Linked DNA regions of Homo sapiens: regions 1 and 2 are each linked to region 3. A link is a loop called in an ENCODE intact Hi-C map of the cell type or tissue named here. Cell type or tissue: natural killer cell. All regions are shown on one strand.

Region 1 (5,000 bases), 120 kb after region 3:
ACAGAGGAAGAGGAGAGCACACACTGAGGTTGGCAGGCGGATGGCCAAGGAAGCACAGGGAAGAGGGGCCCTGGGGGCAGGCGCACAGGGAGGAAGGAAGGTGGGACCGGCCCATACTTACTGTCACAGACGTAAGGTTTGTCGTGGTCTTCCTGAGAGGCGGCGTCGTGCCTCCTCCTGCCCCCTGCAGAGCCGCGAGCCTGGGGAGACATTGGGGTACAGGATGCTTGTTACCATGGTCATCACTACAGCTCCGGAGCATGCGCTCTGCGAGCTCCTTACACCGTCTTCATCCCAACTTTTGTGCCAACACCAGTCCCATCTTACAGGGGAGGAAACTGAGGCCCAGAGAGGTCAGGAGACATGCCCCCAAATCACTCAGTTGCTCACCTGTATCACCTCATTAAATGTTCACAACTCCAAGAGGTGGTTTCTACTAGGGTCCCCATTTTACAAACCAAAGGACTGAAGCCATAGAGAGGTTAAGTAGCTTGCCCAAGGTCGTTCGGCTACTCAGGGCAGCTGTACTGAAAAGCCCTCCTCTACCAAATTCCCACACACTACCGTGCCACTGAGGCCGCTTCCTCCTGCTCCTTAGCCTCCTAGCTTCACTGACACAGCTGAGGTTGACAACCCCAGGCCCCTCAGCAGACCAGCTGATGCACGTATCAGGAGCAAGGCCTGACGGGGGCAAGGCTAGGCTTCTGTGTCCATCCCCGCAGTGTCGCAAGAGCCAGACAGTCCTGACATCCAGGCCCAGTGCACGAGTGTAGCTACAGGGGAGCTCCCGCCACCAGCCCATGCTTGGCCTACTCAGTAGGGGTGGGCTTTGGCTAAGGCCTCCCTGTGTGGTCTGCCTTGGGCCTTCAGCCAGTGACGAAGACCTTGACCCCCATGGTCTCCTGGGCTGGACTTCTGATACCACCACCCTGTGTGAATCTCCCAGGGTGGCGGTGGAATGAGCTCTACCTTCAAGAATCAAAGAGCCCAGTCAGAGAGGTTGCTGGCAGCTCTGCAGCCCCAGGGCGGTGGTGACAAGAACACAGCGAGGTTTATTTTTAAACCTTTGTAAGTCCCACACTGGTCACGTGTATAGCACCCTCGCCTCTCCAGGTCATTCTTTGGTAATGAGTAGCAGTCAACTCCCAACCAAGGAAAGGGCCTGTCGGGGTCTTTGGGGACAGAGAGGAAGGGGCAGCAGGTGAGGAATAAGACCTGGCAGCAGCCTGGGGTGCAGGGGAAATGGGGCAGCCCCTGGGGCCTGGCTTGGAAAAGTGGCCATGGGGACTTGATGGTGGAAAGGCCTTGGATACTCTCACACACACACTCACACTCTGTGCACACACACACTCCATGTACACACTCACCGGGGACTTCACAGTGGAAAGGCCTGTACCCTAGGCCTGCAACACACCCACTCAGAAAACACACCCACTTCCCAATCAACACCACCTGCCAAGCTACCACCTCTGCCACCTCCTCAGCTTGTCTCTCTCCAAAACAAATTCCACTTCCTCCCTCCCTCCCACCAGTCTCCCTCCCCACCCCACCCCTGCAGCGCTGACAGCCAGCAGCCCTCCTCCCCTCGCCCTCATTACTCAGAGTTGACCCCAAGAAGGATCTGTAGGTGCTGGCAGTCACCCCGGGCACTGACAGGCCTCCTGCCTGCCCGCACTGCCGAGGGTGGTCACCCTCAGCTGCCCTCCCCCTCCACACCCCTCTGTGAAGCCAGGGACAGCTTGACATGTAGCCTGCAGCCCTGTCACAGCCGCCTCTGAGCAGGTGAAAGCAAGTCAAGCAGAATGACGAGGCAACAGCAGACTGGGGAAGGGGCTCTGGGAGACTAAAAATACCTCCATGGGGAAGGGGAGGAGTCGAGCAGAACTGGATGTACGAGGGCTTCTGGGGGAGCTGCCAGCAGGAAAGGGAGGGTGCTGTGGGAGCCAGGTTTTCATCTCCTACAGCAGGGCTGACCAGCAGAGTGACTCTGTGCCACACTCGCTTTGCCTCAGTTTCCTCAATTGCAAAATGGGGATCGTGTCTATAGGGCACTTCAGGGGACATGCAAGGGACTCTTCCTGAGGCAGCAGCACTCTTAGGGTCTCTTAGAAGATCTCAGGTTTGGAAACTCAGAATCCTACTTGGCCTTCTCAAATGTCACCTCCTCAGAGAAGCCCTCCCTGACCAACTTACATCCACTCACACCCTCTCCATTGTTTTCTTTCCCCTCCCATTTCATCATGGCACTGAGCGCTGTCTGGCATTAGATTATACCTGTGTTGGTTTACAAGTTGATTTTGTCTCCCCTACATGGAGAGACAAACATGGTGGAGACCATGTTTATTTTGGCCCCCACTAGTCTCAGAACCTGGCACAGGGCCAGCCACATAAGAAGCACTTAATAAACATTCGCCAAATGGATGAATCAATCAGGCAGGCAGCGAGTCAGTCATCTCTGGTTCTTCTCCTTCATTCTCTGTATCCAAATGTTATTGCTTCTTCCTCCAAAGGCCATCTAGGCTTTGCATTTCCTTTCCATTGCACACCCTAATCCAGGAGCTCATCGACTGACCCCTGAGCTGTTCAAAGAACCCACTAAGGGGGATCTACCTCCACATTGCCCCCCTAGTCCACCCTAACGGGGGATCTACCTCCACACTGCCCCCCTAGTCCATCCCAAGGGACTTTCAGACCATTAGACAAAGGGATGAAAGACAGGAGCCCATGGTCATAGGTTCACGCATTCACACGTTCATTCATTCATTGCCATCTACAACCCACTTACACAGCCAGTGGCAACCTAGTGCTGATCCCCTCGGGTTCACCCCATGATTGTGCTCTCCTCTGCCCATGCACATCTGATCCAGGCTTTGCCCTTGCTAACCTCCACTCCTCCAAGAATCTTCCTCTTGCCACACTAAGGAGTGAAAAGAGCATCCGCTTAAAGTCAGATAGACACAGGTTGAAACACCAGCTATGTGTCTTGGGCAAGTTACTTCTCTAACTTTTAGTTTTCTCAACTGTAAAATGAGCACACCAACACCTATATAGCAGAGCTGTTGAGAGAGTTTGAGCTGAGAGTGTGTGAAACCACAGGGGACAGCACTAAGTCCACAGGAAGCACTCAACACATCATTTCCCCCCTCCTTGCCTAGGCTGATCTCTCTCCTCTGAACTCCTGTTGCCTTTGGTTAGTGCACAGTCAGGTGCCTGCTGTTTCTAATGGTATCATGGGTATTAGCATCTTCTTCCCAGTTTGATTCGAAGGTCCTTGAGGGCAAAAATGGCATTCTATACTTTATTATGACCCCCTAACACTTAGCACATAGCGTGCAAAGCTCTTTTGCATATAGTAACTCAGTTAATTCCTACAATAACCCTATGAGTTAGACCAAGCAGTGTTATGATTCCTAGCTGGCCCTTGATGAAGCAGGTTCTCACCTGTCCACAGTCCCAGGGCCAGCAGAAGGAGCAGGACCTAGGTCTCCAGGCTCTGTTATAGAAAGCTTTGAAGGTGACCAGCCAAAGGAAGCCAATCCTTCTTCCCCAAGAACTGCCCACCCTACTTCATTCCTCTCTACCAGTATTCCCACACTGCTGGGCCATGGCAGCCATGAGTGTACCACATGGCCCTGTCCCACTGGCCACAGTTGATTGGCTGGCTCGGGAGTAGTCACCTGATTCAAGCTGGGCCAATCAGATCCTACCTCCAAGGGGTTTGGAATTAGAAAACAGTGACCCTAGCTAGTATAGGCCACTTGAACTGAGGGCCCATACATTCAGGAGCCTTATGGGGCCATGTACACATGGAAGCAGGAAGAATGAAGGAGGGAGAAGTAGAGGCCAGAAACCACCTGGGTTCCTGTTTCCCAATGCTAAGTCCCTGCCATGTTCCTGCTCTTCCTGTGGTTTGGATCTTCAAAGGTTGCTCAAATTTGGGGCAGTGGCCTGGCAGCTTTTCAAATCCTTCCCATTTTTATTGAAGCTGAAAGACCCTTGACTAGGACAGACTCGGTCCCAAGCAGAGAGCTAGATCTTCTATACCAGTTGTTCTCAAACAGTGTGGCCCAGGAATCCTGGGGGATCCCTGAGTGTCCTTTCAGGGACTCTGCAGTGTCTGAACTATTTTCATAGGAGTCCTAAAACGTGATCTGCCTTGTTCACTCTCACGCTCTCACAGGCATCCAGTGGAGTCTTCCAGAGGCGACATGACACGTGACGATGCTGTCACTGTGTGTGTATTCTCTAGTTTAAAATTTGTTTTATTTTTCTTGTAAATCTTTTTTACTGGGCTACCTCTTAAACCACAATAGGTTCAGAGAGACAACCTTTTTAATTTCTAAAATGGCAAATATCATTAGTGGTATGAATATTACTGGTTATAACCTGAATAACAGCCTTTGGGGGCTCTCAGTGTAAGGAATTCCTGAGATCAAAAAAATTGAGAACCACTGCTCTACACCCTTGCTATTTTTTTTTTTTTTGAGACGGAGTCACTCTGTCATGCAGGCTGGAGTGCAGTGGCTCAATCTCGGCTCACTGCAACCTCCGCCTCCGCCTCCCGGGTTCAAGTGATTCTCCGCCTCAGCCCCCTGAGTAGCTGGGATTACAGGTGCATGCCGGCATGCCCAGCTAATTTTTCATATTTTTAGTAGAGACGGGGTTTCACACTGTTAGCCAGGATGGTCTCAATCTCCTGACCTCGTGATCCACCCGCCTTGGCCTCCCAAAGTGCTGGGATTACAGGTGTGAGCCACCGTGCCAGGCCTTTTTTTTTTTTTTTTTTGAGATGGGGTCTCACTCTGTCACTAGGGCTGGAGTGCAGTAGCACAATCACAGCTCAATGAAGCCTTAACCACTCAGGCTCCAGTGATCCTCCCACCTCAGCCTCCCAAGTAGCTGTAACCAGAGGTGCACACCGCTCTGCCTGGCTAATTTTTTCAGAGATGAGTTCTCACCATGTTGCCCGCAGGCTGGTCTCAAACTCCTGGGCTCAAACC
Region 2 (5,000 bases), 140 kb before region 3:
AATGTGAAAATCCAATGGATCAAGTCATAACCTTGACTGAAGAGTATGGTGAGTTCACTCATGGCAGGAACCATCTGATCATTCATACGGCTCCAGAAACATTTTACTCAAAAGAAAGTGTCTTTCCCCAACAGTCAAGATTGATAATTAGTTTATGAATTGCTTCATTTATCAGTACTATGATGTACTGTATAATCCACCAGGTTTCAAGTTACTGGAATTTTGCAGGTGATGGGAACCAGTCTTTTTATCAACTTTGCATAATCTGATCTGGGCTCAGATTGATAGAATGCTTTGGGAAGAATCAGGGGAGTGTTTTATACTAGGATCTCCTGCGGTTCTGATGCGTTAATGGGAGGAAGCTATCCCTGTCAAATTCTACAATTTTGGAGGAGCTTAAAACACCTGAAGACAAAGCCCTGAATTTTATGAGTGTCTGCCTGAAACCAGAAACAGAAACCCCTTACAGCTTACTCAACAGCGTTAATTCAGCATGGAAAGGCACCAGGAAAAGATCACTGCGTCTTACTCCCACCAAGTAAACAAGCTAACAAACACAGAGGAGAGGTGCAGGTTGGCACCCTTAGGCCGGACTCTGGGTGGACAGCCCTGTCAGAGTCTATAAAGGGTCGCTCTGAGGCTCCAGGAGTGGCAGATGGCCAGAGAGTGGCCAACTGGAGGCACACTATTGAGCCTCGGGATTGAGCCTCCCACTGTTTACCCCTCAGGAAAAAGAGAGCTTTGAGTCTCCTGGCCCTTTCCCCAGAGAGCAGGAAATGGCCAGGGCTTGAGGATAGCCAGAGGCCGTCCAAAGTTACCCATACCATCTCCACTTTGGCCTCAGAGGCCAGCTCTTTCTTCTCTCTGTGCTTTTTAAAATAAAAACTTATTTTTCTAGTGTAAAAGTATTATATGAATGTTCTATGAACTTCAAATAATACAGAAATGTAAAGAATAGAAATTTCCCATTATTTGATGCCTCCCGCTCCCCAAAATAACCTAAAGTTAACAATTTAAATATATATCCAGAATTTTTCCTCTCCATATTTATATATATCTATACATATATAATTAATAGAACATAAATATTTTACAGTAACCCTGTTCTCAAGATGCTTTTCCACTGTAGATGTTTAATAAATATTTATTGCATGAATGAGCCATAATTTATTTATTCAGTCCTCTATTAGAGGCCTTTGGTTTGTTCCCAGTCATCTAATAAACATGATTTTAGATATAAAAGACATAATTGAAATACATATAACACATACAGAAACATAACCCATAACTGCATATCATAAATATATCCTTAAATATACTAATAAAACACGCATGCAATGGAGAGGTGTTTTGGGTGCCGTCTGGTGTATATCCTGGATATCCCTGGAATATATATTGATAAATCAGCCTCAAAAAGAATGCTTTCAGACAGTGTTTTAGGATCTGTGGGAACAAAGGGTGGCCATCCTGCATTTGTTATGTTGTTTCAACATAGCATTTGTTATGTTGTTTTATTAACTTTAAGTCCTTGGCAAAGCAGCTTGACTAAGATAAGATCCAGAAACCAGTCGTGGTAACAAGGCAACAATTAATCTTAGATAGAACAGAAAAGGAATCCGCTTCAAATTCTCTTTAGAACAGGAAGGAAAGGGTGATCGTGGGTTAGCAGGAAGGAAGGAAAGAGGCAAGAAAGGAAAGTGAAAAAAGAATGGAAATGCTTTCTCCTGCTGGTGATTTGGATGTTTGGACTACTCTTGTCAGATGCTACAGCGTAATCACTGTAAATGTTTTAAAGGACGCGATATTATGACAGATTTCCCTTTCTGACTTGTTCCTGGGGCTGCACACACAATGATTTACTCCCTGCCACGGGCTGGAGGCTTGGCCACTCCTGGGTTGGTCCAAGGAAGCCTGGAATACCCAATGCCTGTGAGAGTGAGCACGTCCCCCTGTCTCTAGGTGTTGTTGCTTGTGCTGAAATGGAGTCTACCAAGCATTGCCATGGCATGGAAGGGATGGTGGCGGAGTAGATGCCACTGCAGATTGAGTGCAGTGTCCCAGGCAGCCAGGGGCAGCCGCTCAGCCCTTGCCTGGACCTGAGGACTGTTGCATCAGTCTCCAGATGAGACAGCAGCTGTCATGGTGGCTGAACCAGGGAAAAGAAACTCCACTCTGTGGTCTCCATGGGGCTAGGGAAAAAAGGAAATGGGTTTTTGTGATTTTCCCTTCTTTAGAAACAAAAGTGCTTAAATGTGATTCTTTAGCTCTGTAAATGCAAACCACGGCCTGGTGGACTGGGGAGAACAATTAGGCCAAAGGCTGAGCACAGGAAGCCAAAAGCGGGTGGAAACCCAGACAACGGTGCTGAGCCGGGGGTTGGGGTGGTTGGGGGGAGCGGATATGATAGCAAGGAAGGAGTTTCAATGTGAATGAATACTAATTAGTGACATGGATATTAATGATGACAGTAATTAACAGGGGAAAGGAAGGGCTGTCATTGTCCCAGGGTGAGTAATCAATCTTGGCAGGTGATAAATAATGGTTCAGCAAGCTCAGCAGAAAGATAATCCGCAGGCCTGGGGGAGAACTCAGCTAATGCAGGAAACCTCACAGTTTCTAGGCAACCCACAGAAAAGAACTATTTTTTTTTTCTTTTTTGAGACAGCGTCTCACTCTGTGGCCAGGCTGGAGTGTAGTGGCGCGATCTCGGCTCACTGCAACCTCCACCTCCCGTGTTCAAGCAATTCCCCTGCCTGAGCCTCCCGAGTAGCTGGGACTCAGGCATGTGGCACCACGCCTGGCTAATGTTTTGTATTTTAATAGAGACGGGGTTTCACCATGTTGGCCAGGATGGTCTCAAACTCCTGACCTCGTGATCCACCCTCCTCGGTCTCCAAAAGTGTTGGGATTATAGGCATGAGCCACTGCGCCTGGCCAGAACTATTTTTCTTTTGAGGAAAAAACAGATTAGAGTATCTCTCCCACCCCCAGCTTGGGACTACAGTTCTTATTTGATTTCTGCTTTGTTCTTCATTTCCTGGGACAAATGTTGAACTTGTATAACTTGGAGGAAAGGGACACACAGGCACATGTACACACACACATATTCATTCTCTCTCTCTCTCTCTCTCTCTCTCTCTCCAAGAATACGAATGAATACGAGTGTTTTTGATCTAAAGTTTGACTCACAGATGCTGTCCAGGAGTAGCAAGAGTGAGGAGAAGCCTAGAAGTGCTGCCTTTGAGGTTGGCGCGGGGAAACTGCAAAATTGCAAGGCTGTGTCGGCAGAACTGGGGCACACAGGAGGATGAGGATGGCCCTGGGGGTCCCACTGTGCAGGGTTACTTCACCTGCCATGGACCCAGAGAGAAACAAAATGTCTAGGCTTTCTGTCCTGTACCAGTCCCACTTCTGGCCACCAGTCACATATCTAAGAAAACTGATTTCTGGGAAGAGGGCAATCCTCATGAAGCCCCTCTGCTGGATCCCCAGGCCTTCAGCCAGGAATCCAGCCCAGGAGAGTTCTTGGCACATCCCCTCCCTCTCACCAAAGCCTCAGACCCACGGTAGGACTCTGATATCTAAAATGTCTCCCCTTGCAGGCTGTGTTCCATCAAACAATTTAGAGGTGACAAAGCCACACCTTCAATGGTCTGCACTGGTTTAAAGTGAGATCTTTGGGTGGCAAAGGTAGATTGACCAGAAATTCAGAACCTTCCAGAAAACTGAACTCCTCTACTGCCATGTACACAGTGCTGCTCTCAGAACATTGTTTGCGGGTCACATTTTCAAAGAGAGGCAGACAGAAGGGAACTTATTCAGAGGATTGGGAACATATGGTGAGGAACTCCAGGCCACACCCTGCAAGGAAGCAGCTGAGGGACCCAGGCCTGTTGCACTTGGAGGGAGGACGTCGCTGGTATGCCGCAGGACTGTCTGAATAGCTGAAGGGCTGTCGCACAGAGTGGTTAGGTTGGGGTTTGTTTTTCTATCATCAAATGGCAAAACTGAGGCCAAAGGGAGGAAGTCAGAGAGGGGCAAGTTTCTGTTCAGATAAATCAAGGCTGATTTAACTGGGTCAGGCTGGGTAGGGGGGAGTTTGTGAGTTTCCAGGTACTAGGGATTCTAAACACAGGTTACAGCACCTCTTGTCCAGGGTGTTGTGAATGGGACATGTATTGGCTGGGGTTGGAGTAGACAAGCTTTAAAAGTTCCTTCAGGGCCGGGCGCGGTGGCTCATGCCTGTAATCCCAGCACTTTGGGAGGCCGAGGCGGGCGGATCACGAGGTCAGGAGATCGAGACCATCCCGGCTAAAACGGTGAAACCCCGTCTCTACTAAAAATACAAAAAAATTAGCCGGGCGTAGTGGCAGGCGCCTGTAGTCCCAGCTACTTGGGAGGCTGAGGCAGGAGAATGGCGTGAACCCGGGAGGCAGAGCTTGCAGTGAGCCGAGATCCCGCCACTGCACTCCAGCCTGGGCGACAGAGCGAGACTCCGTCTCAAAAAAAAAAAAAAAAAAAAAAAAAGTTCCTTCAGACTCTTAAGATTTATATTCGTTAAGGTAATACTAGATACCAAAACAGCTAAGTCCCAAATTTCAGGGGCTTAACACAACAAAGTTCAGTCCTTTCAGTCCTCAATCAAGTCAGAGCCCCACATGGGCGTAATGTCCATGGTTGGAACCGTGGCTCCCTGCCTATTGTGGCTCTGCATTCCCCCAGGTCTTTGGAGTCCCCCACATCCAGCCAGTAGATGGGATTGAAAGGGGCAGAGCTAAGGAGAGCCATGTAGGAGTTTTTATGGTCCAGGTCTGGAAGTGGCATATGCCATTTCTACCCATATTCTATTGGCAGAACTCAGTCCATATCTAAGTGCAGGGGAGGCTGGAAATGTAATCTAGCTATGGCACAGTGAGGAGAGGAAAGAGGTCTTGGTGAATACATAGACGTTTCTGCCACAAATGCAGGGACACATTCATTCAGGATAGGCCTGTGCCGGA
Region 3 (5,000 bases):
GAAAGTCAGTTCAGTTTGTCTCTAGTCCCAGGAGGGGAGAGTCATCCAAAATGTCCAAGACAAAGATGAATAGCAACAAACACCTGGGATTTTTTACCATTTGACCACACTTAACTCCAGGAGGGCTGGGCTTCATCAGTGATTCCATGGGAACAAAGAAGCCAATAAGGAGGAGAAAGGGAAAGAGCACCCTGAGATCCTCTGAAAATGCTAAGGGAAGTCTGAGAAATCACCAGTGTGTTCTCTGGCCACAAGGGTCCATCTCTCCACCATTTGGACAACAGGCAGAGGGAGAAGTCACAAAATTTTCTGATGGTCCAGCCAAATTCACTGGTTCCCAAGAAACTCTCAACAAGAAATACATGGCATGCACATGGGTGCATGCTATGGTCTGTATTTCAAGCATTAGAACATTCCATGGCTGTTCCTATCTCCACCTGCAATTCCATTAAGACCAAAGGAAGTGTAACAAGGTGTTAAGCTGAAGGTTTGCCTGAGAAACCATGACACAATAGACATGACATTCCAATGTGCCAGATGATGCATATTTTCAAGGAAAGAGCTAAAAACTTATTACAGAACTCAAGCTTCTCACCCACACCTACATTGAGGGTATAAAATGGTCTGGCTTTTCAAGATTAAGGGAGAAGATTTGTGAAGAAAATTTATTTGGAAAAAAATTATTGATGTGCTGTGGGCCTCACCCTTTCCAAGAGGGAGAGAGAGAGGTACCTGTCCCTCATCTCAAATCTTGTGAAAGGGACTTCAAGGAGACACTCAGAAAGCCTGGTACATGTCTGCTATGATGGATGGACACAGTGGACTGGCAGGGAGAGATAAGTTGCCTGGCTGCTCCCACTGTGGAAGAAAGATGTTTCTGCAGCCTTAGGACTGCAGACTCTCAGAATGTGGCTGACCTACAAACTCTCAGAATGTGGCTGGGCAGGGATGCCTGAGAGTGTCCCTTGGACCAGTTGTAAGCCAATGGTACAGGGAGGGCAGATGTGGTCACAGTGGGCCCTGTCCAAGAGGGGCCACTTCGAGGGGTGAGCAATCCTCAGCAAAGAAAAGCTGAGATGATTTCCAATTCCTAGGAGTTGTGGGCATGCTGGAGGAGTGGCCATCCTTGACAAGGAAGCTGCAGGAGAGGACAGAAGGAAGGACTCCTAAGGACCCACAACCATGCCCAAGAAAGAATATCAGTTGCCCAGAGGCCATCTTTCCATGCTGCCATTCAAGTAAGGCTTCAGATCTGTGCATCTTAGCTGAACATCCGCTCTGAGCAGAACTATTCATAACTTTGACTCTAAGATTATTTAGACTGATGTTTGCCAAACAAACCTGATCATACGATAGCAAGAAATGCAGCTTTCTATGCCTCATTGCTAAAGATTCTGGTCGTCTATGTTTTTTTGTTTTTTGTTTTGTTTTTTTGAGATGGAGTCTTGCTCTGTTGCCCAGGCTGGAGTACAGCAGTGCGATCTCGGCTCACTGCAACCTCTGCCTCCAGGTTCAAGCAATTCTCCTGCCTCAGCCTCCTGAGTAGCTGAGGTTACAGGCACATGCCACGATGCCCAGCTAATTTTTCTGTATTTTTAGCAGAGATGGAGTTTCACCATATTGGCCAGGCTGGTCTTGAACTCCTGTCCTCAAGTGATCTGTCCGCCTCAGCCTCCCAAAGCGCTGGGATTACAGCCGTGAGCCACCGTGCCCAACAGAAGTCTGTGTTTTTATATCCACTGTATAACTCTTATGATCTGCTATATCTAGAAGACAGAAATCCAATCTAGTGTTTCCCAAACATCTCCAGTGATTTCTTTAAAAAAACAAAAAATTATTGGGCCACCCCACCTCTTCTTAGAATGTCCAGAAGCTGACATGTTCAGGAAGCTGAACCGCCCAGGTGATACTTTTCAACAGCAAAGTGTAGTTCATTTGGTGCACCCCCTCATCCTGTGAGGGGAAACTGAGGGTCATCAGAGGGGTGGGGGGGTGGGGGCGATTTTCCTAAAGCCTCACAATGGGTTGGTGGTGGCAGTGGGACCAGAACCAAGATCTCTTAACTCCCAGGACAGTCATTTCTATCTCCCCGCAAGCCCCAAAAGATAGTGTGGGCTTATGAAACGTCTTTTAATCTTCATAATAGGCAAGTCTTTTATGAGGTAAGTATTTTTGACCCTTACTTTACAGAGGAGCCCAGAGCAGGTAAAGGGCTTCTCCAGGGTCCAACAACTCAAACATAGTGGAGCAAAGATTCAAAGCAGAGCCCTCCTGCCCCACGCTCGCCTTCCACTGCCTCCTCCACCACAGGACCTCTCCCAGTTCCCAGCAGGCGGCCTCATAGAACTCGAACTCACCTGTGGGGAAGCTCGTCCATTTTCCTTTAGTCGTAGACTGCAAAGGAAATAAAAAGCCTAGGTTAAAGTGTTCCCTGGGGCAAACTCCTGCACAAATCTTTAGCTAGCTGATTGCTTCCCCCAGCCTTCTAGAAAGATCTTAACAAGTTCTATTTATATTTAACCTAGAGAGCACCAATTCTCTCCTTCTTTGGGCTCCTGCACCCCTATCATTAGGCTATCACCACTCATACTCTGACTGTGGGCAGAGTGGTAACTGAAAAACTTTTTGCTGGTTACCCGAAAGCCTTGATAACATCGCACCATCTTTCACTGGCTGTGCGAAGAGAAAACCACTTCCTCGCTCTCCTCAACTGCTTGCATATTTAAAAGTTAATTGCCAAACCTCAGTTGTGTTGAATTAATTGCCTCTTCAGCTGACCTCTCTTCCTTTTATTCATGGCGGGAACAAGCAAATGTAACCAGAGTCATCCCGTGCAGAAAAAGTTGCTTTCTCGGGTGAGGGATGCCTCGCAGTATGGACACCATCACAGGGTGACTTGTGAAGGCCACTGCCTTGGACTCAGTCTCTGCCCACACATTTTCCTTTTCATCCTGAAGGCCTAAATTCTTCTAATGTGTCCAGGCCCAGTCCTGTAGCTAGTGGTCATGCTTGAAAGTCATCCAGAAATAGTGCCTGAGTTGCCCTTAACAGCCATATTTTCATAGTCTTTGCTAAGCATGGTGTCTCCCATAAATGATTCATGGGGGACTCTAAGTGCATTTTATTTTCTAATAACCATCTCTCTCTGCCAGTTCATTATAGATGAACTAAGATACGGAAGAGTGGTAAACCCTTATGAAAGATTACCCGCTGTGTGCCCAAAATGACCACCCTGACCTTAGCAATATTAATCCCTAGCCCGATTTTGCTGAATGTGTCATATGCATCCTCAGGTCACTGGAACTAAATACACCGGTTCAGTGTATTTTTCTATCTATATTAAGCAACCCGTATGTGTGGTTTAATCATGAACGTGAATCTTTGTATCCTGGAACTCAAAGGTAAGATGAACTGTCCAAAGATCATCTCATCCACACCCTGCCTCTCCAAAGGCACTGACTAAATCATTCCCAGCAAATTCCTGCAACCTCTTAGTTTAAACAAACAAACAAACAAAAAGCTTAGCCCCAGGAATACAATGCCAAACCTTTTTCTGTAATCTATGTTGGTGCTTAGCAGGTTTTATGAAGGTCCTCATGGTGTTGTGATGGATTTCCTCCCTTTTCTTTAGGGTGAACAGAGAACAGCCCACCAAGTGAATAAGGCTGATTCACCATCAGTAAATCATGAGATGGTGCCTGTGTTTACACTTCTACTCTTCACCAAGGATCTGTTTATTTAATTGATGGCCTCTGCCTTCTTTAAAGGTTACTCTGGTATTTAGCATGGTGTTGAGAGAGCCTGAGAAGTGATAAATTATACTTACATTTACCCTTTTCCACACCACCATCATACGGTTGCAAACCCCTATGGTCTAGACTCCGCCCATTCGCGCTGCTTAAATCACGTACCTCCACGGAAAGCCACAGGTGCCCCCACTCATTGCCAAACTCCTGATTCTGATAGGGCTTGAGCTCTTTAAAACATTCATGTGAGGAGCACTTGAAGGAACCAGGGTTGTATAGCCTAAGAAGACACTCAGGGGAACAGAATACCAGTGTTCTGATTTGCTTAGAATAACCCTGTAGTCATTTTTCTATTGCTGCAGCAACAAATGTAGTGGCTTAAAACAACACAAATTTATTATCTTTCGGTTCTGAGGTTCCGAAGCCCCTAAAGTCAAGGTATCAGGAGGGCTGCATTCCTTTCAGGCTCTAGGGAAAATCCACTTTCTTGCCTTTTCCATTTTCTAGAAGCTGCCCACATTTCTTGGCTTGTCACTCCCTTCCATCTCCAAAGTCAGATCTTTCTCACATCCCATTACCCTGATACTGACTCTTCTGCCTCCTTCTTCCATCATTTAGGAGCCCTTGTGATTATGTTGGACCCACCTGTATAATCCAGGTTAATCTTCCTATCTTAAAGTCAGCTGATTTAGCAACCTTAGTTCCACCTGCAACCTTAATTTCCCCCTCATCATGAAACATCACACGTTCTGAGGATTAGGACATGAACATTTTTGAGGGGCCATGACTACAGCCCCTAATTGGTAGAGTTAGGGCCAGCAGACAGGAGGTACTGAAAGCCCAATTTCAGTCGAGCAAAAAAAGTTCAGGAAATGAAGAACTTGTTAATAGAGCTGCCCAGAGGAAGAATTGACTGCCTTTGAAGATACTTAATCCCTAATTCTTAGAGGGTTTCAGGCACAGGTCAAAGAGCCACTTCATCATAACTAAGTGGTTACTACATGCCAAACACTCTGATAAGCACTCATCGTATCTTACATCTTCAGCTTCATGAGAGTCCTGTTAAACAGAAGTTATTATTTTACAGAGGATAAACAGGATGCTCAGAGAGGCTCAGGTGAGATTCCCAGCTCTGCCTGGTATTAGCTGTATGAACTGAGACAAGTTACTTAACCTCACCAGTCCTCAGGTTCCTTATCTGTAAAACGGGTAGAATAATGAAACCCATCTCAAGAGACAGAGGCCAGGCACGGT

Evidence for each region. Hi-C counts contacts between places; a loop is a spot of excess contacts. Peaks named below come from ENCODE experiments on the same cell type or tissue, not always from the same donor. Only the 100,000 strongest peaks of a DNase experiment are listed, where the experiment ranks them.
Region 1: a loop joins it to region 3, with 5 times the contacts of the local background. A loop is called at or near these places in 1 of 110 quality-filtered maps.
Region 2: a loop joins it to region 3, with 5 times the contacts of the local background. A loop is called at or near these places in 1 of 110 quality-filtered maps.

What each region holds. Positions count from the first base shown.
Region 1 is chr14:72,714,302-72,719,301 of GRCh38, forward strand. DPF3 (double PHD fingers 3) reads right to left here. Exons shown (of 11, transcript NM_001280542.3): 6 at 122-200. Among named protein-coding and RNA genes, the nearest start is that of DPF3, 180 kb to the right of the region's middle. In natural killer cell, no CTCF peak of the experiment used is centred here; no DNase peak of the experiment used is centred here; H3K27ac peaks cover 784 bases.
Region 2 is chr14:72,449,114-72,454,113 of GRCh38, forward strand. The region is part of intron 3 of RGS6 (regulator of G protein signaling 6); the gene reads left to right. Among named protein-coding and RNA genes, the nearest start is that of MIR7843, 65 kb to the right of the region's middle. RefSeq lists an enhancer at 1,695-2,472. In natural killer cell, no CTCF peak of the experiment used is centred here; a DNase peak (open chromatin) is centred at 2,498; H3K4me3 peaks cover 273 bases; H3K27ac peaks cover 2,648 bases.
Region 3 is chr14:72,591,970-72,596,969 of GRCh38, forward strand. It overlaps a transcript of RGS6 not described here. Among named protein-coding and RNA genes, the nearest start is that of MIR7843, 78 kb to the left of the region's middle. In natural killer cell, no CTCF peak of the experiment used is centred here; a DNase peak (open chromatin) is centred at 2,652; H3K27me3 peaks cover 3,253 bases.